3 separate regions of the Mus musculus genome follow, and regions 2 and 3 are each linked to region 1. Evidence: chromatin loops called from intact Hi-C (ENCODE). Cell type or tissue: gastrocnemius. All regions are shown on one strand.

The links. A loop is a pair of places that touch in the nucleus more often than their neighbours do. Peaks named below come from ENCODE experiments on the same cell type or tissue, not always from the same donor. Only the 100,000 strongest peaks of a DNase experiment are listed, where the experiment ranks them.
Region 2: a loop joins it to region 1, with 6 times the contacts of the local background. A loop is called at or near these places in 17 of 42 quality-filtered maps.
Region 3: it touches region 1 in a loop (5-fold over the local background); 10 of 42 quality-filtered maps call a loop at or near these places.

What each region holds. Positions count from the first base shown.
Region 1 is chr12:75,385,084-75,393,083 of GRCm38, reverse strand. It overlaps Rhoj (ras homolog family member J), which reads right to left. Exons shown (of 5, transcript NM_023275.2): 3 at 1,241-1,405. Among named protein-coding and RNA genes, the nearest start is that of Gm34613, 27 kb to the left of the region's middle. In gastrocnemius, a CTCF peak has its summit at 3,460 (motif pointing right); DNase peaks (open chromatin) are centred at 3,456, 5,761, 6,024, 6,330 and 1 more place; H3K4me3 peaks cover 285 bases; H3K27ac peaks cover 3,028 bases.
Region 2 is chr12:75,276,938-75,284,937 of GRCm38, reverse strand. No RefSeq gene overlaps it. Among named protein-coding and RNA genes, the nearest start is that of Rhoj, 27 kb to the left of the region's middle. In gastrocnemius, a CTCF peak has its summit at 4,279 (motif pointing left); a DNase peak (open chromatin) is centred at 4,289; H3K27ac peaks cover 2,691 bases.
Region 3 is chr12:75,167,141-75,175,140 of GRCm38, reverse strand. All of the region lies in intron 1 of Kcnh5 (potassium voltage-gated channel, subfamily H (eag-related), member 5), which reads left to right. Among named protein-coding and RNA genes, the nearest start is that of Kcnh5, 6.2 kb to the left of the region's middle. In gastrocnemius, a CTCF peak has its summit at 3,969 (motif pointing right); a DNase peak (open chromatin) is centred at 3,964.

The DNA of each region.
Region 1 (8,000 bases):
AAGGGGCGCAGCAGCTCAAAGACTGGACACTCCACTATTTGCTATAGTTGCTGTCACACACTGCCGTGTATGTGGGCCCACAGGGCTTGCTTCCTGAGGGAAGTCAGTGTGGTCACGCTAGGACTCCATGCAAAGTCATAGTTTTAAGTTGCCATTTGTTTTTCTATTTTTCTTAACCATTTTACTTAGTGACTAGTCTAAACAGACTCAAGTCACAGCGAGGGCTTTGAATGGCCAGTTCCATATTTTGGCAGCGTGATCTAGCTTTCTCGTAATGGATAGGTATTAATATTTGCAATGAAGGTTAAAAAAGAACCCACCTTCATTTAAACAAATAGTTATCAGGGCGGAAACGTGACTTGTACTCAGATGTGTAGATAAATGAGATCTATGTTGTATCTAAGTGAACACACATAACTCCCATGTGCCCATGTTGTTTTCAAAAAGCATCTTTCTTTCATTTACGGTTTAAAAAAAATTTTTTTTTCTCTTGGTCAAATAGGACTCAAAATAAGAAATCAAAAGTAGTGTATGAAGCAGATAGAAAGCCCTGCAGCCATAGTATGGTCCTGAGATCAGAACACTAGTGCAGATTTTTAAAACAGCCAAGAACTAAAGCCATTTGAACAACGAATAGTTCAGACAGTCCTCAACCGACAAGAGGCTCATTGATGGAGATTCAAGCTGAGGAACTTTCTCAGCTTCCAAACGCTTTCAAGGCCTTGACACTTTATACGTGTTGCTTTTAAATATGAGTGTTTTAACATCCCTAATACCTGGGTGACTAAGGAGCTATGGAAATTCCGAGCAGAGAGTTCCTTTCTTCTCCAGCAGGGCCATCAGGGAGGCCTGTCATGATATGCCCTGTCTGAATCTAGGGTCATTTGGACCCACACACCTATTTTGCTGTATTGAAACAATTGTGTTTAGCTTTAAAAAAAAAAAAAAGATCAGAGAGTATGTACAATTGATGCTCTTGTTTCATTAATCAATTCAGGGCTGGGAAGAGTATCTGTTAAATAATTATTTTGTTATTTAGAAAACAAGCTGTGAGCATAATCTTAAAGGCCAGATCAAAACTTTCTCCTTCCTATTAAATATAATTGCGCACCTTCAGAACTTCTCCTCACCGATGCGATATGTCTGAGCATCTGTCCTGGTGTTTGATAGAATACAGGGTTCTCCTTTCTTTCACACCTTCGGTCACCCTCTCCCACCCTTCCATCACCCTCATTTCAACCTGGGTTCCGATGAGCACATAAGGCACATGAGGCATGCAGTCCTTCAGTTCCGGGACCCACTCCTCCTGAACGTTGTGGTAAGAGGCTGGGTTTACGACAGAGAAGCAGATGAGAAACACATCTGTGTTGGGGTAAGAGAGTGGCCGCAGCTGGTTGTAATCCTCCTGTGGGAAGAACAGAGGAGCGTTAGCGCAGGTTGCTTGCAGAGCCTCTGTGTGGTTCTTGGGACTCTTGCAGGGAAAGACCACAGTAGCAGCGGCTGTGCTCATCACACATTGCCCATTTCCAATCAACTTAAAAAGACTCAACCAGCTTGATTGGGGTAAAATTTATACATACAAATTTTACATCATAATGTCTACCCACTCCTTTATAATTATCTGTATATTAGTTTAAGGTCTAGCCATCATGTTTTGTTACACCACAGATAGGGGGAGTTAGCAAATCCATCTCCTCACAGAGTTATTGATTTTTAACGATGAAAACACATAAAATCGCCTCCCAACACATAACCATTACATAACCACACCTTCCTTCCAGCTGTATGTGAATGGTAGCTTCTAGAATTTATCATTCCTGCCTAATGGTAACTTTGTGCTTTGACCGATATCTCCCCACTTCCTGCCCCTCCAGCAACAACCTGTCTACTGTGCTTCTGTGTCTTCAGAAACTCCCCCACGTAGACAGTACAAGGAGGGATAAAGGTCTCCCGGGACACTGGTGTTGCATTGTCTGGAACATGTATTTAAATTAGTGGGTCATTGGCCCACGAATATCTTCAACAATTAAACATTGTTTTTAAATTGAACACAGAGAGTAAGCTAAAGTACAAAACAAGTATTGTTGCCAAATGAGATTACCTCTGTTGAAGAAATATGTTTGGGACTTGTTCCTTAATGTACCCCAGTGCCACAGTGTGGTCAAGTTAAATGCCAGGTGTTTAGTGGCCAAGGAGTTTTAGGACATTCAATAAATAATCGTTCTATATTTTAATAGAATTTAGTAACACATAACCAATAGAAATAATAGTAATGTGTGCTTAAACATTTCCTCTTATATATGTGTCCATACGCTACATACATCACACAGTTAGACATGTTAATACATACATTATACATATGGGTATGTGTTGTGGAACACTGACCTCTGAGCCATTCCAAGATCATGTGATTACAGGGAAACCTTGCAAGACCGAGCCTGTCGATGAGCCCTCGGCTTTTCTGTGGGCTTTGACTTCGGTGGCTTTCTTCAGGGCCGCATGGAGAACTTTTAGAAAATCGTTACACGTGCTAAGATCCACGAGTGACGGGATCTCAGACATCACTTGTTACTCTGCCATTTTGTCTTTCCACTCAGATCATCACAAATGGATCCGGGGCCAGTTTGATTGGTTTTTCTCATCCTCTATCTATACCCTGTCCACAGCAATTAATTTTATGAGAAAGGACAACTCACCGTAAAATGTGGGATTTAGGGATTTAGGAATGTGGGATGATGAAAGATGGCTTATTGAGTGTTTAGGTTGTTCTTCCAGAGGACCCAGGTTTGATGGCCAGAAACCTACATGACAGCTCACAAAGGTCTGTAACTCCAGGGCCCTCTTCTGCACACCAGGGGCATAGACATTTAAGTACTGCACAGACAAGCCTGTAGACAAACACCCATGCAAATAAAATAATAAAATAAAATTAAAACAATTTAAAACGTGCGGTTTACAGTGACCTCTAAGCGAGCAGCTTCTGCAGCTCCTCCTCCTCCAAGAAAATCAGAATCTCTGGGGCACTGGACGTAGAAGAATCCTGTACTGATTGGTCGGGTGGAGCCTGGAGCGGAGACAGCTGATTTGTGCTTAGCACCGTCATCTTCACCACCAGAGCTCGAGTCTGGGGATCGTTACCAAGGACCAGGTGTTATTACAAGAAGTGACTGTATTATCTCCTGGAGTTCGCGCAGGAGCACTAGACAGATGGCACCCTCAGCCTTCATTTCACAGAAGAGGAGGTCAAAGTAGAGATGTCCGTAATGGACCAATGCAACCTTGAGTTATTGAATATCGAGATATGTGTGCATCCTGACCTGACTTTTGTTTGGGACTGTAATCGCCATGTCTCGGGACTTTAGACGGCAGATTAAGATTTTTTTTTTTTTAATTGGCTATCTAGGAATCTATTACTGCGGGGATGCATTCTTTTTTACAAAGTGCATTGGCCCCGAGTTGCCACAAGATGGCAGCAGACACTGTATATTTAAAATCTCAATGCTTCTGCTCCCTCTATCCCCAACAACCAAACCAAAACAATCGATTAGCCTGGATTAGCCAGGCAAGGGAAGAGCTGATAACTGGTGGTCTGACTGATAGTGTTTATTTTCTCCTTGATTTGCTAGCCATTGAATAAATGCTGCTTAGAAGATAGAGTCGGGGAGGTGAGGTGTGTTCATTTGCTCAGGTCCCCTCTGCAGGGATTTCTGGTGGTTTCAGCTTCTGGGCTTCACTGTGCTCCGGAGTCTAGATTTCTTTGCTGTAGGACTTAGTTCTGCTGTGTCAGTCTGTTTAAAAGAACTGATTACTTACTGGACGTGTGGCTCTGTCAAGGATGCTGCGGGAACTGTATAAAGGTTAAGAACCGGGAATCAAGTCAGGGAATGAGAATGAAAAGACACATATCAGTTCCACGGATGGGAACCGAGGCTTCTGCCCCCTTTAGTTGCTCTGGTAAGGCAGAGTATTTTTATCTGACCGAACTGGAAAATTCCGATGTCAAGTCCAGGCGATCCTCTACATCCGAATTCTTACACTAACTTCCAAAGGATGGTCCTCAGACCAGCAGCACAGGTATCTCTTGAGAGCTCATTAGAGTCTCAGAAATCTAAGGCTTAAGTTCCTGGGGAATCCAAGCCCCACATGCCCCAGTCAGCCTAAAACAGTTTCAGGGTCTCAGGTTATCATACTCCCTTCTTCCTGCCGTCAACCTTGCAGCTCTCAGAATCAAACATCCAACAACAGGATGGTAGAGGAAAAGTTACTTTCCACGAAGGTTTATGCCTGGCAGGTGGGAGCTTGCCACCCTTGGTTGTTGGCTGAGGCTAGGAAGTATGGCAGAAGCAGAATTAATAAAAAAGAACTTGGTGACGTCAAGAGGTTGAATCCATACCTGCTGGTGGCTTGAATGAGTTTTGTGGCGAAGTACACTTGGAGTGTAGATTATGTTACGTGTGAAGATGGTGCGATCAGCCGCGAGGAAGGGCTAAGTGGTCCTTTTGGCACTGAGGACCCTTCTACTGCATCTCTGAGTAACCGGTGCCTGGGTGTTTTCTGAAGAGATGGTGTGTTAACTCATAAAAACCACTAGATAGTGCTTTGGAGGGCCAGGATGGACACAAGAGGACTTGGGCTAAGGTAGGGTAGGTAGGAATTAGGGGCCATGTAGGTTTTTGAGTATCTGTTTTCCCTTTGCACAGAGGTGGGACAGACTGGTCAATTCCCAGGGCCCGAAAGATGTTCTTGAGCAGGTTCATCACAAAGGGACAGTGCTGGAGCCATGAAGCCATTAGCTCCCCTTGAGTTCGGATCCCTGGGAACTCATCCTCAGCTACGAGTCTGGTGCGAAGCCTAGAATGCGCATGTCTGGTAAGCGCCCAGGACCTGCTGTCTGTGTTGTAAGGAAAGCAGCGCGGAGTTCTGCCCGGTGCTTCACGCTCCAAGAGGCTGGGAGTAGAATTCTGCTTCCTTTGGTTTGTGAGCTTCCTGCCATTTATCCCAGGTTGTCGGCACCAGCTCTGGTTTCCATATTCTAAGTCCAGCTAGTCTCGGAAAGCTGGACAGGGCGGGAGCTCAGGATGTTGCTCAAGAGCGTGAAGGGTGGAGACGAATTCTCTGGATTCAAATCCCTACCCCTCCCGTCACTACTACTTCGGTGTAGTTTGTGAGTTCTTGTTGTCTCAGTTTCTTTATCTGTAAAGTGTAAAATGTTCATTCGGTTGTGGGAATACAATGCTTTAATATGTGGATTGATGCTTTGAATACAGTCAGCGCTTAAATGATAGAGTGGAAGGGTCCATCCCTTATCCAAAGCCAGCAACAGCTGCAGGTCCTGGAACCCCGACCCCTATCCCCATTGGATACCAGGGATGACCCTGAAATTCACTTTTCTGATCTCTAAGTGGTAATGAGACCCGAATATTCGTGAATTGTGATTGCATCTTTTAGTCAACGTCCTTTCATCTTTTTTTTTTTCTTCTAATCTTGGGAAAGCTAAGGACCCATTGGTCCTTAGTTACTTCTTACCAACAGCTCGTTGTAAGGGCAGCATAGTCCAAACAGCGCACTCCTAGAAACCACGCTGAGATGCACGGGGTGAGAAAGTTTGAGTTGCTTATTGAGAGCAAAACATTTATTCTGAGGGTTTAGGCAAACTTTCCATAAAGTGTTGACGCCAGACCCTGTGCTCCAGATGGCCCTGTTGGCTCAGCCAATGGCAAAAGAGGAAGTCTTGTGTGCTTCCAAGTGGACCTGGGGTTACCATTAATGAGCCCCAGCTGTACTTCCCTCCTGCAGGCTCACATGCCTCTGAAGAAGAAACCCTGGTGGGGAGAGAGGAGCTTCACAGATCAGGTCTTGGTGAAGCTGTGTGGTCGCAGCCTTGAGCTGGGCCAGCGCTTCCTGGTCCCACAGTCGTTGGTGGCAGCTAAGCTGCCCTGGGCTGTGATTTGGCGATGAGAGATACCATCCTCACACAATGTGTAGGCCACCTTATGTGTTGAGGGGCGCATGTGCAGGGAACTCGGGCTCACTCTGATGAGAAACGGGCACCTGCTTAGGTGAATAGCAGGCCACATTCATCCGCTCTGGCAGTGGTGCTAGTTGCTACTTCTGCGAGTGCTTGCTGTCTTTGAGAGACACCTACTCGAGGTGTGGTCCAAGAGCAGGCTTTTCTCATTATCATTTGTTTGGGTGAGGGTCCGTGGAGAAGAGGGTAAGATGCCTCACCATCATGGCTGATCCGCTGCAGACTCAGAGGACACCTCGCCCTGAACATTGGCCTGGGAAACCCCTCTAACTCTCTACTCTTCCACAGGCCATGTGAGTTCAGGCTAGGCTCAATCCTCTCCATTCTGGCGTCATGCTTTCTCATGGCATGTGCCAAACAAGCCAGCGGGGCTTGGAGTACATCTTAGAACTCCGAGTCTCTTCCAGTAGCTGAGCCAGGGATCTGAGAGCAGGAAGCACTTTCAGAGAAACTGTCACTCATATTTGACAAGGAGCCCGAGTCAGACAGGTGAGCTGGCCTGACATGAATAGATTATAGATTAAGCTGGAGGAATGCCCTGTTGCTTGCTGGGTAAACTGAGGGGTAAATCCCTTACTAAACTAGCTTGATTTTTTTTTTTTTTTTTTTTAAGACAGGATTTTCTCTGTGTAGCCCTGGCTATCCTGGAACCTGCTCTGTAGTCCAGGCTGGCCTGGAACTCAGAGACCCACCTGCCTCTGCCTCCTGAGTGCTGGGATTACAGGTGTGCACCACCAACACTTTTTTTTTTTTTTTTTTTTTTCCATTTTTTATTAGGTATTTAGCTCATTTACATTTCCAATGCTATACCAAAAGTCCCCCTTACCCACCCACCCCCACTCCCCTACCCACCCACTCCCCCCCTTTGGCCCTGGTGTTCCCCTGTACCGGGGCACACAAAGTCTGCGTGTCCAATGGGCCTCTCTTTCCAGTGATGGCCGACTAGGCCATCTTTTGATACATATGCAGCTAGAGTCAAGAGCTCAGGGGTACTGGTTAGTTCATAATGTTGTTCCACCTATAGGGTTGAAGATCCCTTTAGCTCCTTGGGTACTTTCTCTAGCTCCTCCATTGGGAGCCCTGTGATCCATCCATTAGCTGACTGTGGGCATCCACTTCTGTGTTTGCTAGGCCCCGGCATAGTCTCACAAGAGACAGCTACATCTGGGTCCTTTCGATAAAATCTTGCTAGTGTATGCAATGGTGTCAGCGTTTGGATGCTTATTATGGGGTGGATCCCTGGATAAGGCAGTCTCTGCATGGTCCATCCTTTCATCTCAGCTCCAAACTTTGTTTCTGTAACTCCTTCCATGGGTGTTTTGTTCCCACTTCTAAGGAGGGGCATAGTGTCCACACTTCAGTCTTCATTTTTCTTGAGTTTCATGTGTTTAGGAAATTGTATCTTATATCGTGGGTATCCTAGGTTTTGGGCTAGTATCCACTTATCAGTGAGTACATATTGTGTGAGTTCCTTTGTGATTGTGTTACCTCACTCAGGATGATGCTCTCCAGGTCCATCCATTTGGCTAGGAATTTCATAAATTCATTCTTTTTAATAGCTGAGTAGTACTCCATTGTGTAGATGTACCACATTTTCTGTATCCATTCCTCTGTTGAGGGGCATCTGGGTTCTTTCCAGTTTCTGGCTATTATAAATAAGGCTGCTATGAACATAGTGGAGCATGTGTCCTTCTTACCAGTTGGGGCTTCTTCTGGATATATGCCCAGGAGAGGTATTGCTGGATCCTCCGGTAGTACTATGTCCAATTTTCTGAGGAACCGCCAGACTGATTTCCAGAGTGGTTGTACAAGCCTGCAATTCCACCAACAATGGAGGAGTGTTCCTCTTTCTCCACATCCTCGCCAGCATCTGCTGTCACCTGAATTTTTGATCTTAGCCATTCTCACTGGTGTGAGGTGGAATCTCAGGGTTGTTTTGATTTGCATTTCCCTGATGATTAAGGATGTTGAA
Region 2 (8,000 bases), 110 kb after region 1:
ATGAATCTCGATGAAGTGAGTGGGGGATGCAGGCTGTAGCTACAAATGGGCAGGGGAAGACAGGCTGCAGGAGACATGGCCTGGCTTGTGGGAAGAGGAGGAGGGTCTGTAACCTAATACTGGCTACTTGTCACCTCCTGTGCCTGCAGGATATTCTGTACCTGCATGGGGTAGGGCACCTTTTACTGGAGAGCAAAAGTGTTGCATGGATTCTGCCTGACTCCGTTTTAGTTCTTGTGACCTGGAATCACTGTCTTCTCAGATGTTGGGCCCCACATTGTAAGTCACATCCATTCTGACTGTAAACAAACAGCTGGCAGGACTCTGCCCCAGGCTCAGAGCACCAGGCCTGATGCTGGATTGTATCTCCATTTGGACCAAGAGGTTTTGTCCCGAGGTCTAGGCCTTCCACACGGACTCACATAACAAATATGTGTCATGTTTCCTTGGCTAGATTGAGATCTACTTTGCCTATATCATAAGCTGGGACATGTCTCAGTCTGCCCCTGGGAATGCTGGGGACTCCAGTATGTTCCTATTCTATGAACCTGCTGGTGTGTTTTTTTTTTTTCCTGAAGGTTCCTTTCTACTTGGCTCTTTTACTGTGTTGCCTGCCCCAGTGTGCTGAGTTCCTGAAGCTGATGACTTACCCGGACCACTTCCATTCTTTGTTCTCTTAAATCCTCTGACACTCTATTCTGACTCTCTGGCTGAACTTCTAGGGGCCTGTCCATTGGGCGGGTCTGAATCTACATTTGGTTGCTTCTGGGTCATTTTGTTCTGCTGTAAGGAAGAAGAACACACATGTCTGTATTCCAAGATGTAACAGTTTTCTCCTGGAAGGGCTGGCCTATGTGAACAACCCTTCATGCCACAGTGGAAACTGTCTTAGAAGTGTCTCCTTATGACATGAGTCGTGTCTGAAACTCTGCTGAAGCTCTGCCCAATTCATGAGTCCTCTGCGGGAATGGAGACAGAGGCCAGTCAGCAGAGAGTATATTTGGCCATTAATGGCCACCCTCCTGTCTACAGGAATTAGGGCAAGTAGCAGCTTTAAGAGGCTTAGGGAAAGCAAAAACTCCCAGAGACTCATTCAATTCTCTCTCTTTCCCCTGCCTGGTTTCGGGTTGGCAGCTCATGTATGGTTAGTCTTTGCTGTGGTTGGGTATATCATAGGCTCTGAGAAAAATGCTAGACAAAACCTTGTTCTTTGGGATCTGTGCAGATAGAGTGGGATTTGTTTATTATTTGACATGAGCAGAAAAGCTGCAATGATACTATTGAATAGGTTACAATATTTTTAAAAAAGGATAAAATATGGCTAGTGGTAGAAGTGAGTCTGGCACCAAGCTGGGTGAAAGGATGTAGGTCACTTGGCAAGTCTAGTTAGGGTTGATTCTAACTGACATAAAGCTTTGAGAGTAACGCCCACATCCTGACCTTATGTAAACACTCCCCAGTCTGGGACAGTCTGGGTGCCTCACTTCCTCTGTGCTTTAGAACACAGAGGGGAGGTGTCCAGAGAAAGAACTCAAACTGGGTGATGGACAGCCTGCTAGATGAGAAGGAAAGACCTGCTGCTGAGTTTTCTGAAGTACTAGGGGTTCTCGGTGGAGGTTAACCCTAGAGATGGTGATCCAGACTGATTGGAATGTGGCTTTGATGCCAGCCAGGGCTATGTTCTCTCAAGCTCTGGTTCAGCCAGTTACTAGTTGTACACGTGTACACACTTATCCTAAGTGTCACTTTCTTCATTTGTGCCTTGCTGTGACAATGCCACATATTCTGTAGGCCAGCAAGAGGAGTGCAGACCATGTAAAATTGCATGGGAAGCTATTATAAAACTCCTAGCAGAAGAGAAGAATAAATAGTGTCCATGTGTTTAATTAGAGGATTTCCCTGTTTTCCATAACAACTTGGTATTTTTTTTAACCAGTACTTTCTCCAAAGATGTCAAAATACTTTTATTTTTGAACTTTCTGTTATAAATAAGAATGAAATACTAACACATGTATCTCATTTACTTCATAGTAAAATAGAGGCCAAACCTACTCTATCTTGGGACCACCCTCCATCTTAAAAGAAAAAGAGCCTGAGAATTTGACCTGCAGCTGAACCCAAGCTGCACCCAAGTACCAGGAAGGACCCCATAGCTTGTCCTTGGCCCATACCCCAGAGTTACTCCCTAGCTACTTCATAGCAACAGTCAATCAAATATTAGTCTAATTGTTTCAGATGTACTTCCAGACCATTTGTGAATGTTCATGGTTTTGCTTCAAAGCACCCACCTGTTGGCTTAAACCCCCATTGCTTGCTTGCTATTCCTATAAAACCTTATCCTGATGAGGGCTGAGGGCTGCTCCACTTTACAGTCCTGCTATGTCGGGGTTGGTGGAGAGCCCAAGTTCAAGCTTGTAACAAAGAGACCCTAATGCGATTACATTGGAATCGGCTCCTTGGTGGTCTTTTGGGGTTCACAAACGTTTCCTGGCTCAACAATATCATGCAACAAATGGATGGGGTAGTATATGCACTCACACGGAAGATATCATACTTCAGGATTGCATTATTCATAAGATCTTGGTACCCTGCAGGGTGGTCTGGAAGGGAACCAGGTTCAAAGTTGTGTGGTATTTGTCCTGTTCATGTCTTTATGTAATTAAAGGTCTAACCTCATTTTGAGGATGAAACATCTAAATTTTGAACTCCCATTATTAAAAGCTCTCCTAGCCTCTGACTTAATAATCCCTGACTTATTCTATAGCAAGAAGAGGGGGGGGGGGATCAACATTGTACAAGCATTGTGATACAGAATAGATGTAGCCTAGGGCATGTGCTTGAACCTGTCACCAATGTTAGGAGATTAAATGAAGGCATGCTGCTTCCCCAGGCTTCAGTGCCCCATCCTTCGGCCAAAGGGCAGGGATTAGGTTGTGCCTAACATCTCCACTCTAAATCCTTTATGTGCCATGAAGCTTTCGTGAAGATCAAAATAAGAGCTAAGTAGACGATTTCTTCTCCAGATGCCAACTAAGTTAATTAGGATGACTTAGAATAATCAAGATGAGTAGTTTCCCTTTGGATCTATTTGCATCCTCCCAGGATTGAATACCAGGAGAACCACCTACTGGAAATGAATAGGGAAGCAACTAAAAACTGCACCTCCCCTGCAAGGTTAGAAAGGAAGCTCTGGGGAGGAGGGACTAGCAGGGCTTGCCACTGCACAGACCCACTCAGTATTTCCATCTAGACTGCACTTCATTTATTCTCTCATTGGCCTCCATGTTTTCCCATTCCTAATCCCATAGACCACAATTATACTTTCATTCACACACACACACACACACACACACACACACACACACAAATGAAGATGATATGCTGGAATATTCTAGGGCAGTAAAGGTAATTGCATTTATAAAATGCAATTACAACTCTTCTCAGTTTTCCTTTCTGCCAGTGTGGATGAGCCAGAAAGTGGGAATAAAGAAGTTTCCAATAAAGAATTCACAAATCTGGGTGTGCCTGAGTTTTTAGATGAGAAATGAGGAGATAGAAGTTTATCACTTTATTTAATGTAAATATTAAAACTAAGGGACACATGAAGTCCAAGGAAGAGATGCAACAGAAGCAGAGTGCTGGAGTGTGCTCTGGCTGAAAGCTGGGAGATGAAGAAGCCGAGGGATTTAGTTTTCTTGAATGTAAGGACTTTCTGGCTGGAGGAATAGATTTCTCTTTATTATCTGTGTGAATAATGAAGTCTCAGGATGTGCTGGGAGTGTGTTGGCTCTTGTTTTCAAATTTCATTCTTAAAGTTTTATTCCTTTAGATTCTGAAGACCCTCTTTCCTGAGGCTCCAAGTAAACACACAGCTACTTATGGGTGATGCAACTTGGTCCTTTACAGTTTTTAAGCTCAGGGTGGTATCTGAAGATGGTACAGTGAATAGAAGAGAAGATGAAGGGGCACAATCTCTATAGCCCAGATGTAGTCCAGGCTGTGTTTCCTGGGACTGTTTGAAAGACTGAAGGCTCAGAGACATGCCGTAAGACCTGTTAGTTCAAGTGCTGAGGTTATACTGACCAGAAGATCATACAACTCACTCTTGGAAAGGAGATTCCACGGAAAAGAGGAGCGACCCACATGTATGGAGTAGCTGCCATCACTGCTCATGGACGTGCCTTGTGTTCACCACTGAATCCATTAGAGAATTGTTAGTCATGAAGTCAGGGCACTCATGTTTTTGTTGCAGGGGTCACTGGGTGTCTTTCTCCACCTAGTGGCCATTGGGTTCCAACCTCAGAGCTAAAACCATACTGCTTATTACTGTAAGAAAACAAGCATGCTTCTGGTGTTTTAAGAGGCCCTCAAGTCCTAGACTGAACGGCACATCCGAGCACATTTGGGAAAGCCATCCCGCATCTCAGTAATTAGGCTGCCTTGCAACAGTTCCATTGTTCGGTGGGGAAAGGAGATTTGGGAATGCTTGTGATCAGGGAACACACACAGATGGAGTGGGGGCATGGATACTTCTGTACATGCCAGGTTCATATCATAACCTCACTTCTCAAAACACAAAATACAAGGAAAGAGTCAGAGTTTTTGTGATTATTAGCTTTACAGAATGCTCCACCGTCTCTGTGATGCTCTGGGCACATAAGGCGTTTAGTAGAATCTCATGTTGAGCTATATTAGTGCCTTGATTTTTATACATTGCTATGACTGTTTCTAGTTTCCAGATAACTTTAAATTGCATTTAAAAAATTCCTGGAATCCATATCCCATTAATTTCATCTTTAAAATGTGTTTAACGAACATTTTTCAAGTTGTTTTTCTGTTGTTCTCGGCAGCATTTGACAGTGTTGAATACTCCCTCTTATAGACTAACCTTCTCCTCTGGTTTCCATGACACCACCATCTCCTGCTGCCTCCTCCTTCCCTGGTAAGATTGTACTTTTCTGCTTCCCAGAACATTATCTTTTACAGTTACTAAGCACTATTGATATCCAAGGCTTACTCTTTGTATGTGAGTCCGTGCTGTATATGTGTGCAATATATGTGCACCATGCTCATTCAAAGTATTGATTGATGGGGGAGGGCCCAGCCCATTGCGGGTGAGGCCATCCCTGGGCTGGTAGTCCTGAGTTCTGTACGAAAGCAAGCTAAGCAATCCAGGGGATGCAAGCTAGTAAGTGATATCCCTCCATGGCCTCTGCATCAGCCCCTGCTTCCTGACCTGTTTGAGTTCCAGTGCTGACTTCCTTTGGTGATGAACAACAATGTGGAAGTGTAAGCTGAATAAATCCTTTCCTCCCCAACTTGCTTCTTGGTCATAATGTTTATGCAGGAATAGAAATCCTGACTAAGATACTGTTCATCTTGTCTGTCTCAAGGATCACATGTCAACATATGAATATGAATGTAGAAAGAGCATGTCTAACTTATACTTTCCTGAGTTGTACATCAAAGCCTGAGCTAGGAGTGGAACTTTGTGCCTAGTCTCCTTTCTCCATGCTAGGACTTTGTCTAGTTTGAATCTGTGCAGTCCTGTGTGAGCTCTCACTCTTTCTGTGAATTGATATGTGTATCAGTACTGTAGTGTCTAGAAGATGCTGTTTCACACTTGGAGTTATCCTCCAGTTCTGGCTCTTACAGTCTTTCTACCCCCTCTTCCACAACTGGATGTCTGTCTACATCTTTTCCTTCCTCTCAAGGCCTTGAGAAGAAAGATGTGTATAGACATTCCAGTTATAGCTGATCACTCCAAAGTCTCTGATTCTGTGCAAGCCAGTTATGGGTTTCGGTGTTAATGAAATTTAAACTTAAAAAATACATTTTAATGTTACAATATAATTACATTGTTTCACCCCCTGTTTTCTTTCCCCCTCTAATATCATGCACCCCCTTTCACCTTTCTCCCTCTCAAAATCATGGCCTCTTTTTCTTTAGTTGATGTGTGTGTGTGTGTGTGTGTGTGTGTGTGTGTGTGTGTGTGTGTTAAAAGAGCCTGCTTGGTCTGATTAGTGTTACTTGTATGTATTTGATTTCAGGGATGACCATTTTGTATTGGATAACCAATTAGGGGACTCATCCCCCCAGGGAAGACTACTTCTCCCACTTTCAGAAGTCCTTAATTGCTCGTAGTTTTTTATTTACAGGTGAGGCTCAGTGAAACTCCTCCTTTCCATGTTAGCAGACCTATTAGTGTTGTATTTCTTCAAGTCTCATTGGCACACAATTGCTGTTGGGAGAAGGAAAGTCAGTTTTTTTTTTCAGTGGTGGGATACTTGGCATATTGACCATACTCTGGGGAAAGTCTCATGCCCAATAGTAGTTGACCAATATAAGCTGGCTCAATGGGTTTAAAAAAGAATCTATCTATCTATCTATCTATCTATCTATCTATCTATCAGCCATTAAGTTGGATGGTTAGGGAGATGAGAAGGATCTGTGGCGAGTTTAAGGGGGGAATGAATATGATCAAAATACATTGTATAAAATTCTCAAAGAATAAATAAAAACATCATTAAAAAATTCCAGCCTGCCTGTTGAATATTTGTGTTATGGCGCTCTATAATAGACTCTTGCACAATAATTTTGGAGTCTTGTGCTTTTTTTTGCAGTGTGTATGTGTCAGTGCTACTCAAGACCTAGCAGATGAGTGGAGTTTGCCTAGCTCATACCACAGTGCTGATTCTGATACTACTACTACTAATTAAAATGTATTAATCAGCTGCCTTTCCTCACATCCTGTGCTCAGGGCTTCACACACCACTTCAGATAACTGAGTCCATGCCAGTATGCCCAGCTCTACTCTGCTTGGTGCATTAGCCATGGTGAAAAGCTCCAAGCTTACTGTCACTGATCACCTTCAAGGACATGTCTCAGTTTTTCTGCCTTGAAGATTCCTGGGAAGTTGGGAAGGTACTTAGGCACCACGAAGTCTATTGTTAAAGGTGGGAGCTAAAATTGCTAGGAGTGGACACTCTGACTTCCCATGTCAGAAGATACAACCTCAAGGGACATTCTACAAGCTTTCTCAGAAATTGCTTTGAGCAACTGAGCCACTGTGACCCAGAGTATTTACTGGCCCAAACATGGTATTGTTCAAAAGTCATCAGTGTGGTATTTCTCCCTGACTCCATTGCTCTCCCACCTGAACCAGCTCCCTGAACCCAAGTCTAGACTCAAACTCTGCTCTTGGGAGAACTCAGACTGAGACACACTGCATCATCCTCACCACACTGCCTCTTGTGAGACAATGCTGTAGTGCATTCTTCTTCATAATGAGGAAACAGTCACAGGGAAGTCTAGCTGGTCTTTGCTACTTTGTGGGTTCTATTGTTCCCCATCCCTTATCACCGCACCCAGACCAGTTTCACCTGCTAACACTAGATAGGAGAGAAACAAGGATGGAGGAGAGAGAGGAATTAGGAAAATCCCCAAATCTAAGTTCTCTCTTTTTGTTTATTCTTTGATATAGTGACTAACAAACCACAACCGATCCCTCTGAACAACCAACTACCACCTATATACCCTCTGAAAAGTTCCCAGAATTCCAAACCTCACACAATCACAGAAAGTATCTACAACTGGCAAAACCACACCTCTGCTAGAGCACAAGGCAAATCATAGTCAGCTGCTGCAGATGGTCCCAAGTAGCCTCATATCCTGGGACTGCTCATACCCACACCTGGGATTAAGACAAAAACACATTCTTACTATATTTCCGTGTTTTCTAAAGAACCCAAAATTCCAGAACTTTCACTACGGGGAAGTTTATGGAATGCACACAGGGCTATTTACACTACTAGCTGAAGGGCTGGAATTCAAGCGCAGACTTTTGACTCTGTATTCTCAGCTAATACAGCAATCTGTGGAGTACATTACTGACTGAATGTGATAGTCTTGTAGTGTCTCTTTATGTTTAGTGATTATGATTATGTATATAAGATCTATGTGTGTATGCATATACACATGTGTGCATGTGTGTCATGATG
Region 3 (8,000 bases), 220 kb after region 1:
TGATACATTTGGATTTAAAAAAATAGCTTATAGTACTGCACAGTCATTTTAATCCCTGTATTATTTTTAGCTACGCTAGTGTGAGGTTCATATGCACTTTCAGGTTTTAGAACAATATAAATTAAGATAGAAGTTCATAATGGCATGAAACTTCTATATTAACCCATTGTCTTATGAATATCTTATAGAAATCTAGAATACAGGGAACATTACTTTTAAGACTATCAATTGCTGCGTGGAATTTAAAGGTTACTAGAATCAGTTATTTACAGACTTATGGCGATTTTCTTGCAAATTTCCCATCTTCTTGAGTTATTCTACTTCACGCTTTTTGTTTTTTGAGAGCAGTTTCTGAGGAAGACCTTAGAATACCAGACCCATAGACTCCCTGCCACCCTCTGAGGTGAAGAGAGACACAATGAGAAGTCCAGGATTGAAGTTTATCATTTGTAGCAGTATCAGTCCAAACTTTCTCAGGTTGGACCAGAGATGAGATGGTCATAGAATACGTTTCTGTAAAATGTGACATGAAATGATGATTTACGTCATGTGGCTCAGATCTGTCTCCTCCCTTCATCTCCACTTTATATCTACCATACAACATATGAATATTTTTATCTTATTTACACTCTGGGATTAGAATGCTTTCATTAATTTAGTGCTTCTTTCCCTGGTTAACGGCAAGTATGAGTGAGATTTACCTGCGTTGACACTTAGGGATCCCACCTTTCATTGTCTATGCCCAACTTTGAATAGTTGTCGGACGTAAAACCTTGGGATTTTGTTGGGCATGTGATAGAGACTTGAGAGTTATGCACATCTATATGTAGTAAGGACCGGAAGGCCTCAGCAAGTACCTGAATTGAGAACTGCAGTATGTGATTGGTCTATCCGTTTATGGGGGAAGGGCCTTCCAGTTGTCATTTCTCCCCAATTTGGCAGAGAAATTGAAAAACTCATCCTAAGAGATTGTTTAATTATGAGCAACAGATAAAATTCCCTCTAGGATTCTCAGAGATGGATCAGGTTTGTCACACTGGAGATTTAATCATTCGCCAACTTAAGAACATTGGGAATGCACTGCTGGCAGAGCTCTAGCTGAGGGAGTCAAGGAGGCAGCCTTCCCAGGTGATGTAAGAACTCAGAAACAGAGGCTGCATTTTATAGTGATGAGCTTCCTCACTCAGACAAGACCGTTTTCTTTTGAAAAGATCAAATCTTGTATAGAGTCAGATAAACACACGTGTAGAAAGAGGAAGAGATGACATGAAAGACTACAGACAAACAAGTGGACAGACATCCACCCAGACATAGAGATGGACATGGGGCAGGCAAAAAAAGTGCATAATTCACACAGACTGACAGAGAGATGGTGAGAAAACCAAAACCACACACACACACAGAGACAGAGACACACAGTCACACATAGGTACTGAGACACATGTACACACAAAGACACAGGTACACACATGAGAGAGAGGGAGAGAGAGGAAGGAGAGAGAGAGAGAGAGGGGGAGGGAGGGAGGGAGGGAGAGAGAGAGAGAGAGAGAGAGAGAGGGAGAGAGACATAAACATTTGTTTTTGTCCATGAGAGCCCCAGCAGCTAGGATTCTACCAGACAACTTTTTGGAAATGCAGACCAAATGAACAAGGGAAATGTCATATTGGCACGGAGTTTTTAAAGCTCAGAATTTTATAATCAAACTCCGAAGCCCTCATCTGTAGTGTCTTGGGGGACAGTGCCACCATGATGGCCTCTCTACTGCTGTTTTACTCTGCTTTCTCCTCCTAAAGACCAGAATTCAAGTTGTTAGTGGTGACTATGTCTATAAAAGAACGCAATGTGAGCCATTGTATAGGGTGGATACATAAAATTTTTTTTTTGCCAACTCTCAAAATAGGAGAAGCAAGGAATTCTCCCCTTAAAATTTAAGATTAAAGACTTGATAAAACAAATAAAAGGAACATGATAATCCTTAACTTGAAAACACAGAGAGCTTACTATTTTTGCAAGAATTTGTAAAGGTCAAATTATAAAGACAACAGGAATGTTTAGGTAAGCATTAAAAATAGATTTTTGATTTTGATTGACATATTTATAGACTGTGGTGTAGCATTTCAATACTCGGGTTCAATGTAGGATACTCAGAGAAAATGGCATATCTACCTCCTTGAGCAATTATCATTGCTTTGCGTTAGAAACAGTCCTACTAATTGGTCTGAACTATCGGATTGTTAACTATAGTGACGTTTAACTGTATATTTGGCTATTTGGATCAAAATAAGCTATGAAGAAGGGAGGGCTTGATAACTGTGGTTAAGTTCATGACACCCGAACAGCGCCATTATTGACTCCTTTCCTGAGTAGCTATGGACCAAATCTGTGTCAGGAAAAATTGTCAGGAGCTCTGCCATCTTTATATGGTCAGTGTTCATGCAAGCTATTTTTTTTAGTAAACACTAGGTTGTTTACTAAAGAGTTGTAAAATCACAGGTAGAGTTAAATACCCAAGAGACTTTTAGATGGAATACTAGTTTCAAAAGACAAGACATGTTAAAACGCTCAATGTTCCCATTCTCACGGGCAGCATATCTTACCCGTGCGTTCTTCCTGAATTCCTAATGAGTATCTAGCTATGGCTAGTTTGAGTGATGGTAAATTACATTGCTGTTTTTGAAAAATTGTAAATTCAAATAATATTTTTTGATGTGAGGTTATCCACTAATATTAAAGTACTATCAAAAATTAAGGAATTCTCTCTTTTATGAAAATCCAGAAGTGTTGTTTTTCTCTTAGGAGGAGCAGGACTAAGGGAGAAGAAAACAGAGAGGAGAGTGCTTTAGGAGCAGCTGGTCTTTCAAGAGGTCCTCAGGAGCTTCAATCTTCCATTTTTTTTCTAGAGACAGCAGGCTGCACAGGCACTTTCTTTACTCTGTCACCTCTTCCTTGTAAAATGATTCCAAAATTGTTTTCAGGCTGTACCTGACATTTAGAGACAAGGTGGTATTAACAGAACCCCCCAGGAGAAGAAAGAGTGGTTTGGTATCAAAACAAAACAGGAAAACCAGTTTAATCATGACCCAACCTGAAGGGAACAGTGGTAGGCAAATGGTTTTTGTTGGTGATGTTAAAAAGTTATTGATATATACATATATATTTTTTCTTGAATGGCTTTCTGTTACAGTTAAGACACTGTTCAGGAAATATTGATAAAACCACATATTGGTTTTGAAGCATTGGTTTACCCAAGTCTTATAATGCACCACTTAAATGTTTAAAATATCGAAGAGGTTGAAATTATACTGACCACTTCCTAAATTATATTGACGAATAACCAAGAACATCATTTCACTTCTGAGCCTGCACCACATTACATAATGAGCGTGTGCACTGCTGGCTAAGGGCTGCTCCCCCCGCATGCTCCCCTGCCTACTCCCTTGCATGCTCTCCTGTATGCTCCTGCTCCCCTGCATGCTCCTGCTCCCCCTGCATGCTCCTGCTCCCCCTGCATGCTCCTGCTCCCCCTGCATGCTCCTGCTCCCCTGCATGCTCCCCCTCATGCTCCTGCTCCCCCTGCATGCTCCTGCTCCCTGCATGCTCCTGCTCCCCCTGCATGCTCCTGCTCCCCCTGCATGCTCCTGCTCCCCCTGCATGCTCCTGCTCCCTGCATGCTCTCGCCTTCTCTAGTGCCTATGTTTTGCTGGATTTCAGAAGTAGAATGTATAAGAAATCCATTTACTTAACCCTCTTTCAGACATTCTTCTAAAAAATAATCCATTATATTTTTAGTAGAAGGCAATGGTAGTTGGTAATGACTGAGTGGATTTCCACTCTGAAGCTTTAATATTCAGCCAACAGTCATCTTGAGCTTTCATTGTAATGCTCTCATGAAGGAGCTGTGGCTCACACTCCCCAGAGTGAGCCTAGGCGAGGTTGTGTGGCCACCAAGCTTCTGTGGTTACCATTTACCACAAGAGGTCACTGTAGGTTCCGCCACAATTAGTGATTAGCCAGCATCTTTCCTTTTCTCTCTCTTCTCCTAAACCCCTACAACTATGACAGGGGTGGAGGAGAACCTATGTAGTGTTTGTGGATAAAAGGAAATACATAAAACATAGGACAAATAAGAAAGTTCAGTGAAACAAGGTACTTATTTATTTTAATTATTACAAGTTTATTTAAATTGGTGGCAATTGTTTTAAGGCTAAACAAATATAGCAATAAAATAGTAAATATTAACATGTTACATTGGCTAATCACACATCATGAATAATTATAATGTGACATTCATAACATGTTGTTTAGACTAATAGGGAATTTATAATTTGAAATGAAAATTTAATTATAGCACACATTTTTGGTATAATGGCAATATATGTGAAATACAAAGTTTCCAGCAAAGTTCCATGTGTATAATGGTTTAATCCCAGGGAGATGGCTACATATTTACTATTTCAGAAGAATTTTCCCTAAACAGATGTTTTTGTATAATTTATACTAGACTTGAAGTAGAGTCAGTTCATAACTGCACTTTCATTGAAAGAGAGAACACAGATTTATAGTTATTTCCATAGCCTATGTGTAATTCTAGCCTTTTGATGTTTCCCAAAATTTGAAAATAAAGTTCAAAGCTAAAACAAATTATCTCCAAAGTTCCCCAGGTTGTTAAACTCCGAGAGGCATGATTAGAAATGTATTACTCTGAGAGGTTCAGTTTCCTGGTCATAAGGATGCACTACCAGTGGTGTAAGAGGCCAGACCTAGAATATTTCATCAAGTTAAGGCTGCTATGATTATTATCACAATTAGTTAGTATGTTAGACATTGCCTTAGCATTTGGCTACACGTGGGTACTCAGACCTAACATTTGCAGTGATACATTTGTCTGAAGTGTAGGCAATACCTTTGTAATATAGTAAGTTTTCATATGGAAACTAAAAAAATGGGCAAAATATCATAGAAATGAAGAAATGGTTTAAAAGCAATTTGAAATTTTACTAAAAATGGTTTTTTGTCCTTTTTAGGGGCTCTGATTCAATCAGAGAAATGCCACTATTAAATATAATGAAAGTCCTATGAATTTTGAGAAGTAAGCTTTTTGAGATCTGAACTTCGAAGCAGACTCCTAGAAATTTCTAGTTAGAATGCTGGATATATAGGGTCATTAACTGCTGGGACATGATGGCAACTCTTCAAGGACACAGGTCACCCCTGTGCCCGATCTCTGTCCCATCACCCCCTCCCCCCCCATGCAGTACACAGAAAAGGCTGGTGGAGTTAGTGCAATTTGATTTTGGCTCCTAAAGTAACCAAGCTCATGACTGATTCTTCCAAACAGTTCTGACTATGTCCGTGAAGGGAACTGACTAAGTGATTATGCAGCTGGAGATGTTCATTTACTCACTGTGTATCTGAAGATGGAAATCATATAGCATAGGACGAATCAGCAGGGCCCATGAGAGCATGCTTGTATCCTAGTCCAAATTGTTGTGCAAATGAAACATTCTCTATCATTTTCATTTTAATATCCAGGGGCTAAAATGCTGGGCTAATTGATATTTTAAGAAGTGCTTATCAACATTCATATTCTAATTAAATTATTTTCAACAACTTTGTAGCTAGAACTTATTGATCTTTGGAAATAAGTTTTGTCTTTGGAAATCAGTCCTTGATTGTTTAACAGAGTTTTTCTGATGGTCAAAGAAGCTTACAGTCCAGCAAGCCAATTGCTGATAGCCAGATGTAACTAAATATTGATCAACTGACTTGCATCATAGGGAAAAGGTATCCTTTTTCCTAGTCCTTCCTGTCTATGCAATTCCTTTAATTTGGGGAATAGATTAAAGAACAAAGAACTCATTTTTTGTGTACCTTATGACATTGTAAGGATAGTGGGGCTCTGCACTGGAGACTAGACAGTCTGAGGACAAATTCCTAAAGATGGTGACTACTTCTCTTCTCAACCTTCATGCAATTTATGGTGAATTACTCAATGATACAACAGAATCTTACTGAATATCTACTATGTGCTAGAAAGTGATGCAGAACAATGCCATGGTGGCATCTTTCTTTATGTGCATGTTGTTACAACATCATTGCCTTACCTACACCTTGGATCCTCACAGGTAACAAACAACAGGACCTGGTTTACATAGTTAGGATGATGGTTAAATATGTGTAAGGACAGCATTGAGCCCTTGGAAATGTGTGTTTTGGTGCTGCCAGTTATTAGTTGTTTAAATCTTCGGACACCCCAGCTATGGTTGATGTCTTCAATTTTGCTTTGCCATCTCTTTCTAAATCTCTTTGCATCAGAGAATTTCCAGCTCCTGAGCATTCCTCTCATCAAAGTGCTTTCCTCTGGATGGTTAAGGTTTTGTGAGACTTCAGACAGCATCTCCTCATCTCATCCTCTTCACATGTTCCTTTCACGACTTTACATTTTTCTCTCTCTCCCCTTTATTAGACCCTGTCTCCATCCCCTCATCTTTTCTTCTCCTTCCTGGTCCTTAGCGGATTATGTTCCTCTCCCTATTGCTCCTTTGCTCATCCCCATCCCACTTTCCAGAAAAGGCTGAAGTCAGGGTTTGGCTTCTGTCTTCTTTGTCTTGTGTGGGCTGTGGCATCTGGAGTTTCTCTCCTTGTTCTTCTCACATGTCATCTAAACTGTGGTCAGACTTGGCCACATGTTTATGTTTCATGTCAAATCCATCAATTTTCTGTGGCATTTCATTACGGCAGTCTAAGACCGCTTACACACTTTTGTCCTTCTGTCTAGAAATCTTAGGTTTGTATTTGACTTCCCACTCATTGCAATGCTAGTTTTAACCCCCCCCCCCAAGAACATGATAAAGCTGAAGGATAAGAATTTTGCCCCTCCATTTCTTTTGTTGCTTCTAAAGATGCTGTGTACACAGTGCTTGAACTTAGGGGCCTCATAAGCAGACTCAGACCATAGCTAACTTCCTATGTACTCAACGTATAGGAATAAAATACCTCCTTAGCTGAGCTCAGAAATAAGGCTTCCAGGAGTGAGGGCCAAAATTAGGGAGACTCTCTCATCCATACCCAAAACAACCTGGGTCAGCTGAGAGAACTGTCTTCAGGGTAGCTGGTAATTTTATGAAACTCTGCTGGGTAGGTATTTCCAAGGCTTCGAACCTTCTCCCCTGACTGCCATCTCTCCATCATTCCCTGGCCTCACTTTGTACTGCTACATCAAAGCTTTTCAGAGTTTTAACTTGGGCCTGGAAGGGCTACTGAGGAGATGGGGGGTGGGGAGAAACATAGGTCCCAGATATTACATTGTGCCTCAAAGACAGGGCTTAATACAGACTTGCTTTTCATATATATATGATAAGGTAAGATTTGGGAGATTTTTCTACCCTTTTGTGACCCAAATGAGGGCAAAATATTAAATAGCTGGAAGCCTCTAAAGTCATTAACTGAGCTTTAAAGCACTGGACTTAATTGATCAAGAGTTTCCTAATGTGTAGACAAAACCCAACAGACAAATGAACAAAGAAGACACTGGAACACCACCTTGCAACCTCCAGACAACAACGTATTGCTTAGAGTAAAGTACATGTCAGCTTGGATTACCCTAGTACCTGGACACTCTGTAGAGACAGATCACACACCAGGAACTACCATCTCTCTGTAACCTGCCCTGTGAAATGTCCCAGGGAGGAAAATAAGTTTAACTTGTAGATAACAGTCTTTCCTTAGACATCCAGCTCGCTGATTCTCAACCTTCCTAATGCTACAATCCTTTAGTACAGTTCCTCATGTTGTGGTGACCCCATAACAAGAAAATTATTTTTGTTGCTACTTCATAACTGTAATTTTGCTACTGTTATAATCCATATATAAATAACTGATATGCAGGGGCTGGGGAGATGGCTCAGCAGTGGTCACTCTTCCAGAGGGCCCAAGTTCAATTCCCAGCATCCACATGGCAGCTTACAACTGTCTGTAACTCTAGTTCCAGAGGATCTGG